Linked DNA regions of Homo sapiens: region 1 is linked to region 2. The links are chromatin loops, found by intact Hi-C in ENCODE. Cell type or tissue: gastrocnemius medialis. All regions are shown on one strand. Each heading gives the region's core, and the rest is flanking DNA. Links, peaks and the distances in the headings are about the cores only. Region 1 overlaps CD38 (CD38 molecule). Region 2 holds the start of FBXL5 (F-box and leucine rich repeat protein 5).

Evidence for each region. Peaks named below come from ENCODE experiments on the same cell type or tissue, not always from the same donor. Only the 100,000 strongest peaks of a DNase experiment are listed, where the experiment ranks them.
Region 1: a loop joins it to region 2, with 3 times the contacts of the local background. A loop is called at or near these places in 3 of 110 quality-filtered maps.

The regions. Positions count from the first base shown.
Region 1 is chr4:15,799,376-15,810,167 of GRCh38, reverse strand. The region is part of intron 1 of CD38 (CD38 molecule); the gene reads right to left. Among named protein-coding and RNA genes, the nearest start is that of CD38, 26 kb to the right of the region's middle. In gastrocnemius medialis, for the core only: a CTCF peak has its summit at 4,384 (motif pointing left); no DNase peak of the experiment used is centred there; H3K4me3 peaks cover 461 bases; H3K27ac peaks cover 1,966 bases.
Region 2 is chr4:15,651,239-15,662,030 of GRCh38, reverse strand. It overlaps FBXL5 (F-box and leucine rich repeat protein 5), which reads left to right and starts at 6,674. Exons shown (of 11, transcript NM_012161.4): 1 at 6,674-6,827. The coding sequence starts at 6,744. It also overlaps a transcript of FAM200B not described here. RefSeq lists an enhancer at 6,150-6,269 and silencers at 6,570-6,679, 6,604-6,781, 6,920-6,989, 7,020-7,239. In gastrocnemius medialis, for the core only: no CTCF peak of the experiment used is centred there; DNase peaks (open chromatin) are centred at 5,840, 6,620 and 7,290; H3K4me3 peaks cover 2,351 bases; H3K27ac peaks cover 2,323 bases.

The DNA of each region.
Region 1 (10,792 bases), core at 3,259-5,758, 150 kb before region 2:
CAAATTTAACAGAATTCCTTGTTTAGACGGAGCAGAGCTATAGAACGTTAGAGTTGAAACAGACCTAGGAAGAGTTTGTAACTTAACTCTCTGCCCTTTCTACATCTTATGAATCCGAGCTTTCAGTGTGCCCTACAAATTAGAGAAAATGAGTAGAGGCAATGAGAAATCTGGGGGCAGGTTTTATGAAACTATTTATTTTATCCTTAAAGCCAAACACCTCACCTTGGTTGTGCGAGTCAATTTTTTTGTTGGTTTGGATATATATGTTGAAATAAAAAGGGATTGGGACTGCAGTAGACAGGGATGGGGGCAGATCTTTCCAACTAAAGAAGGAGCAGAGAAGGAATGAATCATTTCTGGAAGTTCAATAATATTTTTTTCAAAGATTCTTCTGTTCCAAAATTGGAAGTCTTCATCAGGAGACGTCTAGGGGTGCCTGCAGTTGGGACAGGGAGACAGTGTCACGGCAATTACTAGCTCAGCAGCCGTTCCTGAGAGCTCATTCTGTGCCGGTGATTTGCTCCTTCCTAAACCAGAAGTGCTGTTGGAAGTCAGAGGTTCTCAGCCCTGGCCACACTTCAAGGTCACCTGAAGAGCTTTGGAAAAGCTGCAGTGCCTGCTTTCAGACCCACCAAGTGAGAATGGGGAAAATGGAAGACCCCAGAACCAAGAATTTCTAAAAAGGTCTCCCAAACGATTCTAATGGTCAACCAGGGGTGATGAGAAGTAACCTAACGAAACCCCTTCATTTCGCAAATGAGAAAAAGGAAGTTTATAAAGGAAATGTGACTAGCCCGAGGTCACACAGCTGTTAAATGTTAGACCAGCAGTTATTCAACTAGTTTTCCCCAGCACTTAAACTCAGGCAGAACCAGAACCTCCAAGTGTCTCCTGATTCCCTCCACCACCTCCCTCAGCTGCTACTGCCTTACTTTACTTTCATTTCTTACCGCCAGTTAGCCAACAATCAGCAATGACTAATCATTGTACTAATTATAACAACCACAACAATTAGCATTTACCAAGTGCTTTCTTCACGCAGCCATCTGGCTAAGTGTTTTACAGGCATCTCATTGGATCCTCATTCACACATACCTATTATCTCCAGTTTACCTATAAACTCAGAAGACCAAGTAACTTGCCCAACACTCCACAACTAGAATATCCCAGCCAGAATTTGCATCTTGTCCTGTCCAAGTCCAGACCACATACCCCTAGACACTTCACCAGACAGCCTCCCAAGAGGCCATCCCAAACGTTGCTTCCAAGAACAGAGGGCGAGCCCCCTACAATATTTTTAGAGAAAGAAAAGCTTTTCTTGAATAGCTCTTTTTCCAGAGCCACCTACTCAGCCACCATGATGGAACCAAATAGTTACCGTAGGGCCAGGCAAGGCTAATGCAATCAAGCAAACAAATCTGAAAGTAATTCATAACATCATTTTGAACTGTTCAACTATAATTCCTTCATCCTAAGACCTTAAAACCAGGGCATCTTCAATGCTTCTCTGTCCAAAAAACACTAGGAGAAATCACCCCACACTGATCAATCCATGTTGTAAGAATAGCTATCCCTGGACTAGTATAGAGTGGTTTTGTGACCTTCTATTCTCCTTCTTATAGTCTCAATTTTTCTGCGATAAGCATAAATTACAATGGGGGTCATAACAAAAATTTGATTTTCTTGTTAAATTGCCTGGGCAACTATACCAAATGTTGGAGAATCTTGGAGGGTCTTAGGAAATGGAAACATCTCAGGTCCAAGCACCCTTGGTGGTCACCTGTTATTTTTGTGCCTCTCCCAGGTCTCTTGGTCACAATGTATCCTTTCGCATCCCTCATCCAGATAAAGACCACACTGTGTAACAGGTAAGACAGTGTTGGTGCCCCAGACCCATGTGCTGAGGTCTAATGATGTGAAATGTGGGGTGGGGAGGGAGGCTAGGACTACAGACCTCTTCCAATAGAGCTTTCTCCCCAAACACTTCCTTGCATCCTTAAGCAAAATTGGATACCTAGTCACAAGAATCACAGAACACACCCAGAATCACACTACAAATAATGTCAGGGAGACAGGTAATAAAGAGTCTCAAGCAAAGCAAGGAGAGAATGGCACAACCTGCAAAGCCCCACTGGTCCTGCCTTCCTTCCTGCATGAGACATATGCTTTCAGGCCCAGAAGAATGAATAAAGTCACTAAGTGAGGTTTCGTGGGGTTCCTCACACAGTCAAAGGGATCTAAGGGATGAAGTCTCCAATTTATTCCATAGAGAATTGTACAGCTTACATGATCTTCCAGGGAATCATGCCTCACGGATTCTGGATTTAGTTTTCAGAAATAATCCTTTAATCAAGGACATCCTGCTAAGGGTATTCTAGAGATGGAGCTCTTTGTTTTAGCAAATATTTTCAGTCTATCTGCATAGAGCTCCAATAGAAAAGGAGATCAGACCAGCTCATCTGCCTTCCTCTGGTTCCCTCAAGAGCACTCCTCTCCTCAAATTGAGTAAAGTGATCCCAGTCTAGCTGCTTTAGCTCCTTCCTTCTGGGACCTCACATGCACAGGCTGTATTGTATGTGGAGATGTTGATAATGACAAAGCAGTGCAGCCCCCCCTGACACTCAGGAGCTGGCCTGGCCCCCACAGTTGGGCCTTAGTGTCCTTCAGCTGAGCATAATCAACTCCATGGGACACCAGCATCAGACAAGGCCACTGTGTACGTGGCCTATCACCATGATAGACCATGATGTGAACACAAGCAAAAATAGCATCCAAACCATAAAGTAATAGCCAAACATCCTTTTATCATAGCTGATAGGAGTGACTGCCACTTCTTTACTTATTACAGCTTCAGCCTTCTCATTCTTCCAGCCCAGTAGAGGAAATTTATTTAAACATCCTACCACAGACTTACTACCATCCCACTACTTCCTGGCAGCATCCAGGAAAAGCCAGTCTCCTTGAACCTTTCCCCCAAATCTCCTAAAACAAGCCCAAATCCTCAGTAAGTCCTTTCTAACGTCATCGGATAAAACCTGCCCCACCCTCATGAGTCTCTACGCTGAGTGTCCTCCCTTCTTGCAGAGAGCAACAAACCCACCTTTTTCAATTACAGTGTGTTCCTGGTGGTCTTAGGTTGTGGGGGCATTGACAATAACAAACAATCTTGAAGGTGATATTAAAGAATCAAAGGGATTATGACAATTGGACTGCCATAATCAGTGTTTATGCTTGGCCAAAGCTCCGTGATCAGCTTCTGAACAAGACAACTAACCCACTGATGAAAGTTTACCTAGAAGGCTGGAGAAGCCTCGATCTGTTAGCAGTTTTCTGCTCACCTCCGCAAACGGTGACCTGAGGCTCAACACAGCATAGGATGGGCACAAATGTCAAGATTCAAGGTCAATGGCATGTTTTCCCTTTCCTACCATTCTGCTCCTGCCAATAGATCCCAGACCTCTCACTCACCCTATCGCCCTGTACATCATTCCGTCGAGTTCACCTCCCACCACTTTCTTCTGCCTTCTCTGACCTACCCAAGGTGGATTGACTCCAGGTGCTCAGAGGGAGGAGGCAGCACTACCAGGAGAAAGGGATAGTCATGATCACCAAAGAGCATTCACCACCTGCCACTGTGCCAAGTACCTGCCATTTAAATCTCATACTAGTCCATGGGCGGGGTATTAGCATCTTCCCTGTTTTAGAAATAAAGAGACTAAAGCGTTATCACCTTGTCCAAGTGGCAGAGCTGCCTCACATGCCAAACTGTGTTCTTTTTGCAAAGCAATGCTGCCTCCCACAGGAAATTTACAACCATGGCCCTACCCACAGAATAGGATTGGTTCTAACAGAAATGAGGATCTGAGACCCCAAGAGGAGTTCTCATTTCCCTAGATGGTACAAAAGGGTCAGGACCAGAATAGGGCACAGTTATTCCCCAGTGCTGGGGTAAAGTGAGTCAGATAAGAGGGCACGGGGCAGGAAGACATGAAAACACAGATATATTTGGTGGTTAAATCCAATTTGTCTGCGGTCAGCCTACTTCAGGTGTCACAGCTCTGTGCTAGCACCTCTCTCTAAACCTATACCATTCTCACAAAGAGCAACTATGTTTCAAAGTCCCCATCAATTAAGCAATATCACCTTCATAATGTGTCCCTCTCCAGGAAAACTCTCACCCCCTAAATCCTCTTGCCTAAAAGCACTCAGATCTTGCAGGGTAATTACACTCGTCCTTTAAATTTTACAGCTGTCAGTTCCCATAGGGCAGGCTGTCTGGGCTCAAAGAAAACAAGCAGGTTAACTCAGCTATTAATTCTCAAATTTGAGGCTACCAGAACCTGTGTTGAAGGTAAAGACTGCCACCTTGTGGGAGAAGTGAGTGACTGGTGAGAGTCACTGAGACAATTAGGATTATCTAAGTAGAATCTTACAATCAGAAAACTCTTCAGGCTGAAGGAAAGCTTAGAAATCATTAATTCATCAACCTAGCAAATATTTATTGAGCAAATACTAGGTGCTAGAAACACTTGTGAGCACTTAGGGTACATCAGTGAACAAAACACAGGTCTCTGTTCTTCTAGGAGTTTACATTTTACTGGAACAAAGACGGACAATAAACAATAAACATAATGAATATGTAAGTTATAAAGCATGCTAGAAATTTATGAGTTCTATGAGAAAAAAATGTAAAATAGACTAGAATGAATGTCAAGAGTGAGGGGGGAGGAGGTGTTAGTGATATTAAATAGGGTGGCATTAAATACGGTGGACAGTTGACATTAAATAGGGTGGACATATTTGAGTAAAGAATTGAAGGAAGCGAGGACTTAGCTCCACAAACATCCCAGGAACATTCTAGGCAGAAGGAATAAGCGTCACAAGCCATATTAGAAAAAAGTTAACAAACTGGACCTTAACTAGATTTTTTTAAAACTTTGTTTTTTAAAAGTTTTTAAAAGTTTCCATTAAAGAAAATGGAAAGGTAAGTCATAAAATGAAAGAAAATATTTTTAGTACACATCTGAAAATGGACTTCTTTTCAGAATATATAAGCTTCCTACGAGTCAATAATAAGATCAAAAAAACTAATTTTTCTTATCACTTTTAAATGACATGTAATTGCACATATTTATGGGGTGAAGTGACATTTCAATACGTGCATACAATGCATAATGATCGAATCTGTGTAATTGGCATATCCATTATCTCAAAGGTTTATCATTTCTTTGTGCTGGTAATGTACAAAATTTTCTCCTCTCAGTACTTGAAAATATACAATAAGTTATTGTTCACTATAGTCACCCTACAATGCTATAGAACACTAAAACTAAAACTTATTTCCTCTATCCATATATATAATTTTGTATTCATTGATCAATCTCTGTCTCCCTACCCTTCTCAGCTTCTAGTAACCACTATTCTACTCTCTACTTCTCTGAGATCAACTTTTTTAGCTCCCACATGTAAGTGAGAATATATGAAACTTGTCTTTCTGTGCCTGGCTTATATCACTTAACATAATGTCCTCCAGGCTCATCCATGTTGCCACCAATGATAGGATTTCATTCTCTTTTATGGCTGCATTCCATTGTCTATATATCCCACATTTTCTTTATCTCTTCATCTGTTGATAGACACTTCGGTGGATTCCATATCTTCATTATTATAAATGAAACTACAGTAAAGATGGGAGTGCAGGTATCTCTTCGACATATGATTTTATTTTCTTTGGATATAGGTCCAGTAGCGAGATTACTGGATCATATGGTAGTTCTATTTTTAGCCTGTTAAGGAACTTCCACACTGCTTTCCATAATAGCTGTACTAATTTACATTCCTACCAACAATGTGTGAGAATTTTCTTTGTCGCTTATACACTGTTGGTGGGAATGTAAATTAGTTCAACCGCTGTGAATATCACTTTGGAGATTTCTTAAAGAACTATTAATAAAAACTGAATTACCATTCAACCCAGAAATCCCACTACTGGGTATATGGCCCACAGGAAAATAAATTGTTCTACCAAAAAAAAGACATGCACTTATATGTTCATTACAGCACTATTCACAGTAGCAAAGACATGGAATCAACCTAGATGCCCAATAATGGCAGATTGGATAAAGAAAATGTGGTGGTATGTATACACCATGGAATACCATGCAGCCACAAAAAGAAGAATGAAATCATGTATTTTGCAGCAACATGAATGCAGCTGGAGGCCATTATCCTAAACAAGTTAACGCAGAAACAGAAAACCAAATACTACATTTCTCACTTATAAGTGGGAGCTAAACATTGGGTACGCATGGACATAAAAATAGGAATGCTAGGCACTGGGGAGTATAAGAGGAGGGAGGGAAGGAGGAAGGAAGGGTTGCAAAACCACATATTGGGTACTATGCTCACCACCTGGGAGATGGGTTCAATCATATTCTGAAACCTCAACATCATGCAATACACCTGCACATGTAACCCCTGAATCTAAAGTAAAAGCTGAAATGTTTTAAGTTTCCTTTTATCTGCATTCTTGCTAGCTTTGTTATTTTTTCTTCTTTTTGATGATAGCCATTCTAGCTGGCGTGAGATAATATCTCACTGTGATTTTGATTTGCATTTCCCTAATCATTAGTCACATAGAGCACTGTTTCAAATACTTAGTGGCCATTTTATGTCTTCTTTTGAGAAACGTCTGTTCAGATCAATTGCCGATTTTAAAAATCAGATTATTTGGCTTTTTGCTGTTAAGTTCCTTGTATATTCTAGATATTAATTCCTTGTCAGAGAAACCGTTTGCAAATATTTTATCCCATTCTGTAGTTTGTCACATGACTCTGTTGATTGTTTACTTTGCTGCACAGAAATGTTTAGTTTGATGTAATCCCATTAGTCTATTTTTGCCTTTGTTGACTGTGTTTTGGAGGTCTTATCCATAAAATCTTTGCTCAGAACATTTTCCTTATGTTTTCTCTTAGTAGTTTCATAATTTGGGGTCTTACACTTAAGTCTTTGATTCGTTTTGAGTTACTTTTTTATATTATGATAGATGGGGCTCTAGTTTCATTCTTCTGCATATGAATATCCAGTTTCCCCAGCAATATTTATTGAAAAAGGTGTCCTTTCTTCAGTTTATGTTCTTAGTGCTGTTGCAGAAAATCAATAGGCCATAAATATGTGAATTTATTTCTGGGTTCTCTATTCTGTTCCATTGATTTATGTGTTGCTTTAATGCCAATACAATGCTGTTTTACTATAGTATTATATTTTAAAGTAAAGTAGTGTGATCCCTCCAGTTCTTTTTGCTCAGAATTGCTTTGGCTTGGCTAGGAGCAGAGGCTCATGCCTGTAATACCAGCACTTTGGGAGGCTGAGGCAGGTGGATCACTTGAGGTCAGGAGTTTGAGACCAGCCTGGCCAACATGGTGAAACCCTATCTCTACTAAAAATAGGGCATGGTAGTGCATGTCTGTAATTCTAGCTACTGAGGTGGCTGAAGCAGGAGAATTGCTTGAACCCAGGAGGGAGAGATTGCAGTGAGCTGAGATCATGCAACTGCACTCCAACCTGTGTGACAGAGGGAGACTGTCTCAAAAATAAAATGAAATGAAGTGAAATAAAATAAAATAAAATAAAATAAAATAAAATAAAATAAAATAAAATAAAATAAAATAAAACAAACAATTGCTTTGGCTATTTGGGGTCTTTTATGGTTCCTAACAAATTTAAGAATCTTTTTTTCCATTTCTGTGAAAAATGCCATTGAAAATTCGATAGAGATTGCACTGAATCTGTAGATTCCTTTGGGTAGTATGGAATCTTAACAATATTAATTTTTCCAATCCATGAACATGGGATATCTATCCAATTTTTTATGTCCTCTTCAATTTCTTTTATTAGTGTTCTGTAGTCTTTATTCTAGAGATCTTTCACCTCTTTGGTTAAATTTACTCCTAGGTGGAGGTTTTTTTTGGGGGGTAGCTATTGTAAGTGGGGTTCCTTTTACAGATAGTTTATTATTGGTGTATAGAAATGCTACTGATTTTTGTATGTTGATTTTGTATCTCACAACTTTACTGAATTTGTATATCAATTCTAAGAGTTTTTTGGTGGAGTCTTTAGATTTTTCTGTAGGTAAGAGGATGTCATCTGCAAACATGGTCAATTTGACTTATTCCTTCCAAATTTGGATGTCTTTTATTTCTTTCTGTTGCCTAATTGCTCTGGCTAGAACTTCCAGTACTATGTGGAATCAGAGTAGTGAGGGTAAGCATCCTTATCTTGTTCCAGTTTTTAGAGAAAAAACTTCCAACATTTCCCTGTTTGGTACAATATTAGCTGTGGATTTGTCATATATGGCCTTTATTAAGATGAAGTGTGTTCCTTCTTCTAAACCTAATTGTTTGAGAGTTTTTATCATGGAGGGATGTTGAATTTTATCAACTGTTTTTCTGCATCTATTGTGGTGATCATATGATTTTTGTCCTTCATTCCGTTGATGGGATGTATTATGTTTGTTGATTTGCATATGTTGAACCACTCTTGCATCCCTGGAATGAATCCCACCTGGTTTTAGTAAATAAACTTATTAATGTGCTGTTGGATTCAGTTTGCTAGTATTTTGTTGAGGAACTTTCCATTTATGTTCATCAGGGATACTGGCCTGCAAAATTCTTTTTTTGTTGTTGTATCCTTGTCTGGTTTTGTATCAGGTTAATTCTGGCCTTATAGAATGAGTTTGGAAGAATTCTCTTCCCTTCAATTTTTTGGAATAGTTTGAGAAGAATTGGTAGTTATTTTTCAAAGTTTGGTAGAATCCAGCAGTAAAGCCATCCAGTCCTGAGCTTTTTTTTTTAATTGGGAAACTTTTTATTGTTGTTTAATAAAAATTATTATTGAGGTTCCTCAATAATTGTTATTGGTCTATTCGGATTTTGTATCTCATCCTGGTTCAATCTTGGTAGGTTGTAGGTGCCCAGAAATTTATCCATCTCCTCTGGGCTTTCCAATTTATTGGTGTTCATAATAGTCTCTTACGATCCTTTATATTTTTGTGGTATCAATTGTAACATCTCCTTTTTCATTTATTTGGTTCTTCCCTCTTTTTTCTTAGTTAGTCTAGGTAATGCTTAGTCAATTTTTTTTAAAAAACAACTTTTCATTTTGTTGATCTTTTGTATTACTTTTCCAACCTATTTCATTTATTTCTGTTCTGATCTTTATTATTTACTTCCTTCTACTAATTTGGAGTTTGGGGGTTTTGTTGTTGTTGTTTTGCTTTTATAGTTTCCTGAGGTTCACTGTTAAGTTGTTTTAAATCTTTCTACTTTTTTGACGTAGGCAATCATTACTATGAACTTTCCTCCTAGTACTGCTTTTACTGTATTCCATAGATTTTGGTATGTTGTGTATCAATTTTTATTTGTTAGACATGTTTTCATCATTTTCAGTAAGTTTTTTTATTTTTCTTAATTTCTTCATTGACCCATTGGTCATTCTGGAGTATGTTGCTTAATTTCCAAGTATTTGTACAAAACAAAAACCCTAATTTTTAAAGATGGGCAAAAGATTTGAACACATACTTCAAAAAGCCTATGAGATGATCCTCAGCATCATTAGTCATGGGGGAAATGCAAACTATAACCACCATAAAATAACACTATAAATTTTTAGATGGCTAAAATTTAAAAGTCTGACAATACCAAATGTTAACAAGGACGTAGAACAACTAGAATATTCACACACTGATGCTACACATGTAAAACTATACAATTGCCTTATAAAACAGTTTGGTGGTTTCTCAAAAAGCTAATCAACTTATGTACCATATGGCTCTGCTATTCTATTTCTGGGTGTTCACTCAAGAGAAATAAAACAGTATGTGTAAGAATTAAAGAAAGAGGAAAAAAAACACGAAAGGTGGCTTGCCAGTTAAGACAGGTTTATTTTAGAGAAAACGAACCTGTGAGGAGCTTTTGGCTGAGCTAGGTCAACAGCACACTCTCTTACAGACTAAGAGTTTTTAAGGATTTAGGATAGGAGAGTTTATTAGAGGCTTGGACTGCTTTTGTGTTTTTTGTTGTGCTTATTTTGGAGGGAGAGTTGTGTGTCTGTTTTTATACATTTTTCTGCAGCTGCAGGCATACCCCCCGAGTCTGCTTTTAGCTTCCCTATTTTAGTGCACCTGAAGGGAAAATAATGTGTTTATTAACGCCCACTGTTTTACTGGGGCCCACTGTATGAGGGTGAAGTGTGGCAGTTACCCAAGAGACTTTTCTCCCTCCTCCCTCTGTGCCTGAGCTGTTTTATCTGTGGTTTACTGTTTGCTCTTTCTGGCTACTTGTAGTTAGAAGAGAAGTGATTTCCCTGAGATGCATGAGGCTAAAAATGGAGCTGGAACTTAAAGTGGCAGTGTTTGTCCAAGAGGACTGTGCTCCTGCTCTGTCAGTATGTCCATACAATAACTTGTACACTAATGTTCATAGAACCTCTATTCATTGTATCCAAAAAGTGACTACAAGCCAAATGTCTATCAATAGATAAATAAACAAATTGTGATATATACACACAATAGACCCAATAATAAAAAGGAACAAGCTATTAATACATACAACATGGATGAATCACAAAAACATCATGACAAAGACATACAACTCAGACACAAAAGAGTAAATGATATGTATTCCATTTATATAAACTTCTTAAAAATGTAAATTTATCTCCCGTAACAGAAAGCAGACATGTTCTATTGGATATCAAAGCATTAGTAATTTAAACAACGTGGCAGTGGTAT
Region 2 (10,792 bases), core at 5,258-7,757:
TTGCTCTCTCTCTTTATTGGCCCTCACCTTGAGGAAAGCAAGCTACCATATTATAAGTAACTCCATAGAGAGTACCATGTGGTGAGGACCTGAGGTCCTTATTCTAACAGCCTATGAGGATGTGAGGCCTCTCAACAGCCACCTGAGAGAACCTGAAAGCAGATCCTTCAGTCCTAGGTTATGTCATCGGATGATCGCAGCTTTAGCTGCCAATCTGACTGCAGCCACATGAGAAAACCTGATCTAGAACCACCCCATAAGCCACTCTGTAATTCCTGATCCTTAAAAACTGAAATAATAAAGCCATTTAAGTTTTAAAGGGTGCTTAAGCCATTCAAGTTTTGGGTTAATCTTAAGCAACAACAGATAACTAATACATGAGAAAAAGAGAAAAAAAAGACCCCATCTTGCTTAAGGCACTGTTATTTTCTATTTTCTGTCACTTACAACTAAATGTGACAAGTCCCTTCTCCAGTTAATTTGTAGAATTAACCTAAAGAAACAGCTTTGAAATACTATTCCTAAGGTTCCCAAACACTGAAAATTGGCAGAGACCAAAGAGAACATCATGACCAATCTGCTCATTTTACAGGTAAAATAGCTAACATTTAGTGCTTCCCATGCCAGGCTCTGCTAAATTCCATAAAACACTTAGTTCTCAGGATACTCTGGAGACTCACTATCCCTTTACAGATGAGAATACTGGTTCCACACTCCAACCCATTTTGCTTTACTGTCTCTTCACTGTAAAAGAACACTTTTAAAACAGTGCAATTACAAGCACATGCCAAAGTTTTGTTACAACCTTGCACACAGGGGAAACACCTATAGTAGTCCAAAGAATCACCTTGGTAGAGACATTTTAGGGAAAGTGAATGGAACTAATCACAGTTAAATTGGTTACACAAATAAAATAATGATTCGTTAAAGGTTACCTAACTTTTTTTTTTTTTTGAAATGGAGCCTTGCTCTGTCACCCAGGCTGGAGTGCAGTGGCTCAAACTAGGCTCACTGCAACCTCCTTCTCTCAGGTTTAAGTGATTCTCCTGCCTCAGCCTTTCCAGTAGCTGGTACTACAGGCGTGTGCCACCATGCCCGGCTAATTTTTGTATTTTTAGTAGAGATGGAGTTTCGCCATGTTGCCCAGGTTGGTTTCAAACTCCTGACCTGAAGTGATCCGCCCACCTCGGCCTCCCAGTGTTGGGATTACAGGCGTGAGCCACCGTGCTGGGCCACCTAACTCTAGACTGACTTATCTGGATGACTGGTGACAGATTTCCCTTAACAAGTCAGCCTGGGAGAGTCCTTTTTACACATGTTGTAGATTAATTAATATGTATTAATAATCTAGCACCTTTTATCACTCAAAAGTGTCCCAGACCAAGTCTTTACAGTCGAGGAAATGAAGGCTCCAGAATGGCCAAGTGATTTGCCCTAGATCTTGTGGGTAGGTAGGTAGTGAGAAGTGGGATTAGAATTCAAATCAATGTTTCGTGTATTAGCCAGGCTATTGGTCAGTGAACACAAATAAGATGTATACATGACATCTCTATTTCTAGGTAGCTCTCAGCATTTAAATTTTTTAGGAGGTGTCTTGTGTAATTGGGGATTTTTTGGTACTCTGTTTTGAGTTTTTAAAACAATGTCGGGGCTGGGTGCGGCGGCTCATGCCTGTAATCCCAGTGCTTTGGGAGGCCATGTGGGAGGATTGCTTGAAGCTAGGAGTTCAAGATCAGCCTAGGCAACATCATGAGACTGCACCTCTACAAAAAATAAAAATAAAAAATTAGCCTGGTGTGGTGGCACGGGCCTGTAGTCTTAGCTATTCTGCAGCTGAGAAAGGAGGATCATTTGAGCCTAGGAGTTTGAGGCTGCAGTAAGCTATGTTTGTGCCACTGCACTCCAGCCTGGGTGACAGAGTGAAACCCTCTTTAAAAAAAAAAAAAAATGTCAGGGGTAGGGAGGAAGGAAACAGAACTGATACTTTCCTAATACTTTTTTTTCCCCTCTCTGTAGGCAGGGATTAAGCAACTGCCTGCCAGATTTCATCACTACAATGAATGTAACTCTGACACTTTACAGGAACTTATCATTTCTTTCCATTCCAGAAACTTGTGATACTTTCTCACTACATGGTGCAAACAGCTGAGTCAAGTTGTCCCTGAGAGTAGCCACCTTTCCCTCAGGCCATACACATGGAACCATTCTTTCTCCCTACAAGTCAGCCCATAATAGAGCCTCTGGTTGAAAATCAAGATTTTGGTGTTCACTTGGCAATATTTACTAAGAGGTAAATGACGCAAGGTAGGTGACATAAAGGTATATTTGGGAAATGGAAGGCTCTTCTCTGTCTGAAAATTTTGCAAGGAAACTTTATGGACCACTATACACATTATATCTCCAGATTTAAAATGAAAGAGACTATGATTTTAGTATTATCTAAACTTCTCTTCAAAAGGAGATCTAAGGAATGGGACTACTCTATATTTGGACAGTTAACGTAGTTTGCGGTGCAGCTCACATTCTCCTGGTAGAAGGAATTAGAAATCTGAGTAAAGAGATTCCCAGAACTGAATCTTACCCAGTACCCAGTTTAGGAATCAATTTTTGCTTATGAGGTCAAAATGAGAACCCTTTAAAGGAGGGTAACAATTGTTGAAATTAGGACTTTAAATATAGCTTGTTTGGATTAGTTTTTCTTAAAAACCATATATGTATATTACTGAATAACAGGAGTATTTTGGTTTGTAAAAACTTTTCAAATTCTCATTCATGCAGCAAGAAATATTTTATGCCTACTATGTATGCCTACTACTTGTTCAGGGAATGTAGATAAACATTATTACATAATGTCAGGTACTTAAAACTGCTAAGAAATTAATTATTTTACTGGGTACCCTTCCATTTATGACATTCTTCTGATTTTTTGTCATTAAATATATTATTTAGTTAAAGCACAGGAGGGACTGAAATTAATGAGGAAGAAACATTGATCACTGCAGCTGATTAAGGATGGGGTGGATAGTATGAAACTGAGTTTAAAAGCTGGGAAATTCCAAGAACAGTAATCAGGATTTATTCAACTTTATATCTCAAGCTCCTGCTGCATATTGGGTGTCCAGTTTAACGCTGAATATGAAAAAATTAAGTCTCTGGAGTCCCAGATGGATAATTTTTCTTAATATTTAATGCTGAACTTAAGGGCCACTTCTACCAGAAAGCCCTCTGTGGCTATCGAGAAAGTAGATTAAGACATCATCCTGTATGTGCCTGTCTTAGTCTGTTTTCTATTGCTTATAACAGAATACCTGAAACTGGGTAATTTATAAAGAAAAAGAATTTATTTCTTACAGTGTGGGGCTGAGAAGTCTATGGTCAAGGGGCTGCATCTGATGAGGGCCTTTTTTCTGGTGGCGACTCTGCAGAGTCCCAAGGCAGTGCAGGACATCACATGGCGAGGGACTCAGCATGCTGGCACAGGTCTTTCTTCCTCTTGTAAAGCCACCAGTCCCACTCCTATGATAACCCATGAATCCTTTAATCCATGAATGAATTAAGCCATTCATGAGGGCAGAACTTTCATGACCCAATCACCTCTTAAAGGCCCCACTTCTTAATACTGCCTTATTGGGGATTAAGTTTCAGCATGAGTTTTAGAAAGGACAAACATTCAAACCACAGCAATTCCTAAATCAGCCTGCTGCAGCAGTTGTTGATTGACTATTTTGATGGACAGTAAGGATCAACTCTGGTACTGAGTGAGGACTATGATTCCAACTGGGTCAAAACGTAAACATTCTTTCATTGCTTGTTTTCACAACTAATCCCCTATTAGGGAAAGTGCTGTGTCACATACTCAAACGGAGTGAAATGCCTTAGAATTGACCCTCCCTGGCCAATAACCCTTTCCAGGGTTCTCAAAATTAGGCTTGGAAACTACTATAGAAGAGGCCTATTGATAACAGAATAAGTTATATTTTTAGGTTGCCAGAGAGAGAATGAGAGTAGGTAAGAGAAACGACCAATTCTACCAGTTATTCTACAATGTGGGTTTTCACTGCTCTGTTCACATGCCTTATTCAGACTTCTTGTGGTGGTCAATTGCTAGATGGTCTGTTGGAATTATCTGCTGTCATACATCCAAAAAGGTCTCACAGAGAGGTAAAGTGACAACCTTGGTCTTAATAACCCTCCCAAATCTGCTGTAGTTGCAGTAACCTATGGTAATGATACTACACTGATCAATGACCTCTTTAGAGCTAAAGTTCAGTAAAGTCAGTCATTTATTTTGGATATATCAGGTGATTAATTGCTACATAATTCAGCATATGGAGCTAATGTTAATAGCTTTCCATGGGAAAAATTACTCACAGGGATTATTTTTAAAATCACTTTCTTTCATTTTGTCATCTAAAACAAATTCCTTGAAATGGCCAGTGTCCAAAGTGGCTGTTACTACTTTTCAGCTGATTATAGAGCTTCAAATCTGGGTTACAGTGAAACTGTGTGGATGGACTTTTTTTGTTGTTGTTGCCAAATACCTTTTTAATGTGTCTGGTTCTACAGATGGATACACTAGTGAACAGCACAGACACAAACAGTTGATTGGACAAGACAACATAGCATATTAAACATTAGTAAAAATGAGGAAATTACACAGTGCTATGAACTACCCTCATTCTTTTTTCCAACATATTTACTGAATACTCACTTTATGACAGACATCATTCTAAGTGCTGAGGATAAAACAAAGTGCATGTTCTCATGGAGCTCATTTCTCTATATAACTGGTTCACCTGAGGTCTGATTCTGCATTCCAAGATAGCTGGAGTGAAAGATTAGTATGAGGTAAAGAAATAGAGGGTAAATAAGAAAATGCTCTCTGGAGGTTATTAAAAAATATAGAGGCAAAGTCCTGGCAAAAGAACGAGAAACGGGGTGAAAGGGAGAAGGAGGAAGAGAGAAATTAATCTTTATCAAATATTTTATTATTATTCTATTTCTTAAGCCTTATTCCTGCTTCTTAAGACAGACTGTGAATAAGCCATCTCTGTATCCCAACTAATGCAATGACTCTGGGGGTACTGTCAGATCCAGATTTATATGACAGATTTTTGACTTACTAATTTGTGGGACCCTAGGCAACTACTAGAATGTCTTGAAGACTTAATTTCCTGCAGCACTACCTCATAGAGTTGCTTTAAAAAAGTATTACTAGCTTACAGACGGTACTGTTATAAGTGCTTCAAATATATAAATCCTCATAAAGATTCTGAGGTAGGTATTATTAGCTTCATTTCATGTCAGAGCAAACTGAGGCATAAAGAAGTCATATAGCTTGTTAACGGTTGTATAGCTAGTGTCTGGCAAAACCAGGAATCTTAACTTCCAGAGTCTGTGGTTTAACCACTGTTCACACTGTCTATAATAGCATATAGTAATATAAGATTAGAACTAAATAGGGTGCATTCCACTGCAAAGTTCTTTCTCACCTTCTTCTACTCCATTATTTGTTGACTATTTACTGATCCCCATGTTGTCTTGCAACTGTGATAGATAATAGAGAACAAGGGTGAACACAGCATATCTGGTTCTTGCCCTCCTGGAGGTTCTGGCCATTAAGCAAATAACAATTCCTCCCAAGGTTCTCAGGCTTCCCTGTTTTCTCCTATTTCTCTATCTGTCCAGCAGTACTCCAGCCAACCAATCTAAGACTGACCGGCGTGAGCAGAGAACAGAGTCTCCAGGAGGTCTGTGGCCAGGGCCAGGCGATTTATGGGAAAGAGGCAGACATTTTCCTGGGTTAGTGACCTTGTTTTCTCTCCGAACCTCCGCTTAAAATGGCGGGATTTGTACCAAGGTTCTTTCCCGCACCAACCTTCCATTATTCACCCTTCTCCCCACCCCCAAGGCCCGTCGGGCCTATCCCTGACCCGCGTTCCTGCACTTGAGGTGCATTTCCGCACCTGGATCCCCAGATACTGTTTTTCCCCCACGTTGAGTCTCCCGAATTTCACGAGAACTCTCTCTCGCGGTCTCTGCCCCGCCCCTCGCACCCAGGCCCCGCGCCCGCTGTGGGCTGCCGCCCGGGACCGAAGCTCTCAGAGCCCGCAGCTCTGGTTCACCAACCGCTGGGTGGGAGCCAGGCCCGGCCTTTGAGTGGCGGCCGGGGTGGTCTGCGCTCGGCCCCAGGAAAAATCTGGCACGGGCCAATCGCAGGGAGGCGAAGGGCAGCTCCGGAGGTCCTGGCCAGAAGCATTGGTCACCCAGGCCAAGCAGGCGTCGGGGCGTGGGCACAAGCAGAGCTCGCGGCCCTGACCGCGGCCATTGTGCTTGGCTGCCTCTCCTCAAGGCCGTGGTGGGCAGGGCAGCAACGGGAGAAGCGCCGAGAGCGCCACTGCAACGACTTTCCCCTACCCTCAGCTACTGTGCTTTCATGTAGTGAAAGAAACAGGGAAAAGGTTTGGGTTCCTTCTGCGGCTTATGAAGACGACAAAAAACGAAAAGAGTGGGGGCGGGAGGCAGAAGCCGCGAGCCTCTGCGCGCGCCCGGTCACGTGGGCCGCAGGGATCGCATGGCGGCGGCCTGCGCGCCCCCGCGTCCCCGCCGGCCAAGCCGACCGGGCGCGCGCGCCGACGGGGCGGGCGCATGCGCAAGGGGGCGCGCCGCCTCTGCCCCGCGGCGAGGGTGTCTATGGAGAGGCGGCGGCCGCGGCTGCTGAGGCGGAGGCTGAGGCAGTGGCGATGGCGCCCTTTCCTGAAGAAGTGGACGTCTTCACCGCCCCACACTGGCGGATGAAGCAGCTGGTGGGGCTCTACTGCGACAAGGTAACGGAGCGCTGAGCCTCCCGCTGTGGGCGGTGCGGGCGGCGATGGGGAGCGGGCTGGGTTCTTGGGGCGGCCTGGCCTGCGCCGCGCCCGCAGCCCCGTGCCGTCGCCGCGCGAGTAGCCGCCTGCGCAGCTGTCAGCGCCGCCCGCTCCCGCAGCCTGCCCGCCCGCTGCGAGGCCTTCGCAGAGCCGGCCTGGCCGCCGCCTCGGACGTGCTCTCGGGGCGGGCGGCGTCCCCTGCCGAGGGCCTGGCGGCTGAGGAGGGGCGCTACCGGCGTCACTGGCCGCCCTCGGGCCGGCCCCACCGCCGCGCTGGGACTCCCGCTGCTGCCTCTAAGGAGAGCGGCCCTACCTCCTCGAAGCCCTGGGTGCCCCGGCCGGCCACCTGCGGTGGACTCCCATCTGCACCGAGTAGTTGTTCCCGTCCCCCGTCACTCCCCCGGGCCTGTTCGGGGCTCTCCGTGCAGACACCCACCCATCCTCTGCACCTCTCGCTGGCTTCCTGGCTGGAACTGCAGCGTCTCCCAGCTACCCGGTTCCTTTTACCCCCGGCTTTCTTCACTGGTTTGATTTGGGAGAAAAGCCAAGTTTAGAACTGAAGAACCTTCACTCTTCATGTGTCGTTATCGTTTTCCTTGCAACTTTTATTGCCCTGAACACTTACTGGATGTAGATTTTGTTATAAGACAGCAATTCTCTCTTGGATTTCTTTATATGAGCTCGAATAAAGGGGGCCTCAGGAAAAGTTGGTTTAACTGTGAGAACCATTTTGGGCCCATAATTGGTGCAGCATAAGCTGAAGAGGCACTTTTGTGGAGATGGTTCAGGGCCCTTTGCTAGTGATTTTAAAACAATATTAACATTCCACGTATTTGTCAGTTTATGTTGGGGAAAGTCATGGATATCTGCAAACCTCAGGCAGTCCCGTTTCTTGTGGAAATGATCCAACTAAATAAAGCATTCAAATGACTACTGTTTAAGCATAGAAATCAACTTTTAGGAATTCTCAGAAATTGCATAGCATTATGCAGAACCATTGTCTACAGAAAAGAGGGGTGTTTCATAGCTCAGCCAGGCGATTGGAGGATGCCCAGGGTATTCACTGTTAGGCCACACTCAAGACCAGCAATTTAAAGCAGTGACGTTGAATTTCAAATCTTAGCACTCCATCTTCTCCCTCCCTCCATTCTGAAAATTTAGAAACACCCAGTTCACATGAGTTGGAAACACCAGGACTGTCTAGGACAATGGTTTGCAACCTTGGTTGCTTATTAGCCTTAAACTAAAAACTATTAGAAGTCCTGATGTCTAGGTCACTAAAATTAGGATTTCACCCAGACATCAGGTATAAATGATTAAAGCTCTCCATTTGAGTGCAGTATGCAGCTGAGGGTGAGAACCACTCATCTAGGAGAAGCATGAGGAATGGTTAAGCCATTAAGCAAGAGGGTATATCCCTGAATTTTTTACTTAGCAGTATTATAGTGTTTTTATCCTCTCTGGCTTTTGAATATCGTTCATTCAGACACCATTCTTTAATAGCAGGAAAGAAAAAAAAAATGGTCTCAAAAATCGAAAGTGGAAGTGAAGACTAACAGAATCCAAGGTTTTCTCTCCACTTTAGACTGTGGAGAGGTAGCCTAGGATCACCTGAAATTATATGGAAAATTTTGTGCGTGTGTCCATTTTCCTAGGGTGTTTGTAGCTTTCATCGATTTCCAGATGATTGTGACCTCCCAAAATAAAGAATCACAATTTAATTTACTTGCAGACTAAGGCTAAGCAGCCTTATTTTAAAATTTTCAAGAAGTTAGTCGCTCTTTTTCTGTCTCTTCCTGGTGGTTGAGAGTATTTGAACAAATTTTGAAAATGCAGTTGCTTTTTTACAAGATATCTGAGCCAAGAGTCTTTTCAGTAATGTTCCCACTTGCATAACTAGTTTAATAAAGCATTTTCAATTTGACATGGTGTAAGTCAAAATTATTACTAATTCTGAATTAATTAGATATAGTTAATGAGATTGTTGTATACGTTTATCACGAAGATTAAAAGTCCAATTTTCTGAACTGAAACTGAGGCGATTTAGGGAAAAAAAAATGCATAGGAATTTTACATCTGGATTTCTTCTTGATACTGATAGCCAATGGAAATCTCTCTTAGGATGTCCTTTGGGAGCTAGAGTGGAAAATAAGTATTTTGTAATGGTTCAGTAATCTTAAAGGAATTAAAGGAAGAGTACCTTGTTTGTTTTTATCCATTTATCATCTCACGTTTTGCCATCCTTTGGTTGTATAGACCAAGGATATCCAACCAAACAGTTTACAATAAAACTATATAAAATGAGAACTAGTTTTTATGCTCAGACTAAAAAGGTACAAAATAGTTATTTCACTGTACAAATTTGGGCTCTGAATGCCCAGTTATTATCAAGAAGTCAGTTACTATTTTCAATATTGAACTTCTCAAGTAGAATGTATTTTAGAAGCATCCATTTATTTACTAGCATCAAGTAAACCACTTATATGCTTAAGCCAGTTAGTATAATGTATTCCAAAGTTATGTTAGTCTACTTATTTTTTAGGTATAAAGGTGAATAGGATGAGAAAATAAATTTTCAAAAGCTGACAGATGTATGTCTTAGACCATTTTAAATATTGCTGTACAATACCCGATTTAATACTTTGCCCATGGATTTCTTTTTACATCTGTAAAAAGTTTTATGGAAAGGTTTTTCACCTTTGTTATCCAGACAACAGTGCTTTGAGTTATGTAAAGACAAGGTATTTCTGTTTTATAGCTGGGGACTTAGAGGCCTAGATTAGCTAGGCCAAGGTTACATAAGCAGCTAGTGGTAGATTCAGATGGAAACCCAAGTCATTGTTAGGATTCCTAGTTTAATTTTCTTTATATTAAATCATAGTAGTTTCTTACTTTTTTGGGAACAATCTGCTAAGAAATCTCCTGCTAATTCACTGACCTTTCAGACTGGGATGATGTTAGTAAATATTTATATTGAATGACATCCTTTTTCCATTTTACTTCAATTTCTCAGTCTTTTCTCCAGTTCTCCAAGGTTAACTCCATTAATTCTGTCAGTGAGCATTGGAGTTTCTACCGTCTACTCTGTAGTAGCTTGTACTACAGAAAGACGTTGGCAATGTGACATGTGGTCTCTAGTCTCAAAAAGTTTACAGTCCAGTATGTAATAACATCTATGCTAGGATGGAAATCCAAATAGGGTATAGTGGGAGCAAAGGGAGTTACACGGTCAGCTCCACATTAAAGTGTCAGGAGTGGTCTCTTTGAATTGATTTCTGAGAGAAGAGTAGGCTGTGGTTGTCAGGATGTGGTTAGTTCAGAGATTCCCAGGCTTATATATAAACCAGTTATTAAAAACTCAAGTGGTGGAGGCCTTAAGGTGTGCCCAAATTTTTCAGGTAAGGGTATTAAAAGTGCTGTTTACTTTTATGAAAGAATTTATTTATACATTTATTTATACAGATAGGACATTTTATGACCCAAAACTCTTAAGTGGGAAGAAGCTTAGAGTAATTTGAATATATCCTTTTTTAAAAAATGAGTGAGTATAGCTTTATTGTCAGTTTTCCTTCCCCCCTCCGCCATTTTTCTGCATACCTGTAACAATTTATTGACTGGCATTTGAGAAGATTGGCTTAGTGGAGAAAATATTGAATTGAGACCTGTGGAAGAAGGAAAAGGGAATTTAATGAGTTCTTACTACATGTCTACATTGTTTCTTTTAATCTTCACGAACTACTTAAGCCAAATATTATCCTTCATTTAAAGTTGAGGAAACAGTCTTAGTGGTTAAGTAACTTACCCAACTCATTCAATTAGTAATTAGTAGAGCCTGAATTTTAATCTTAGGATTTTTTTTCCCCTTCGGAAGCCCATGGGTTTTGCATTACCTTACTAGTTCTGCTACTTATTGGTAGCTCTATGAT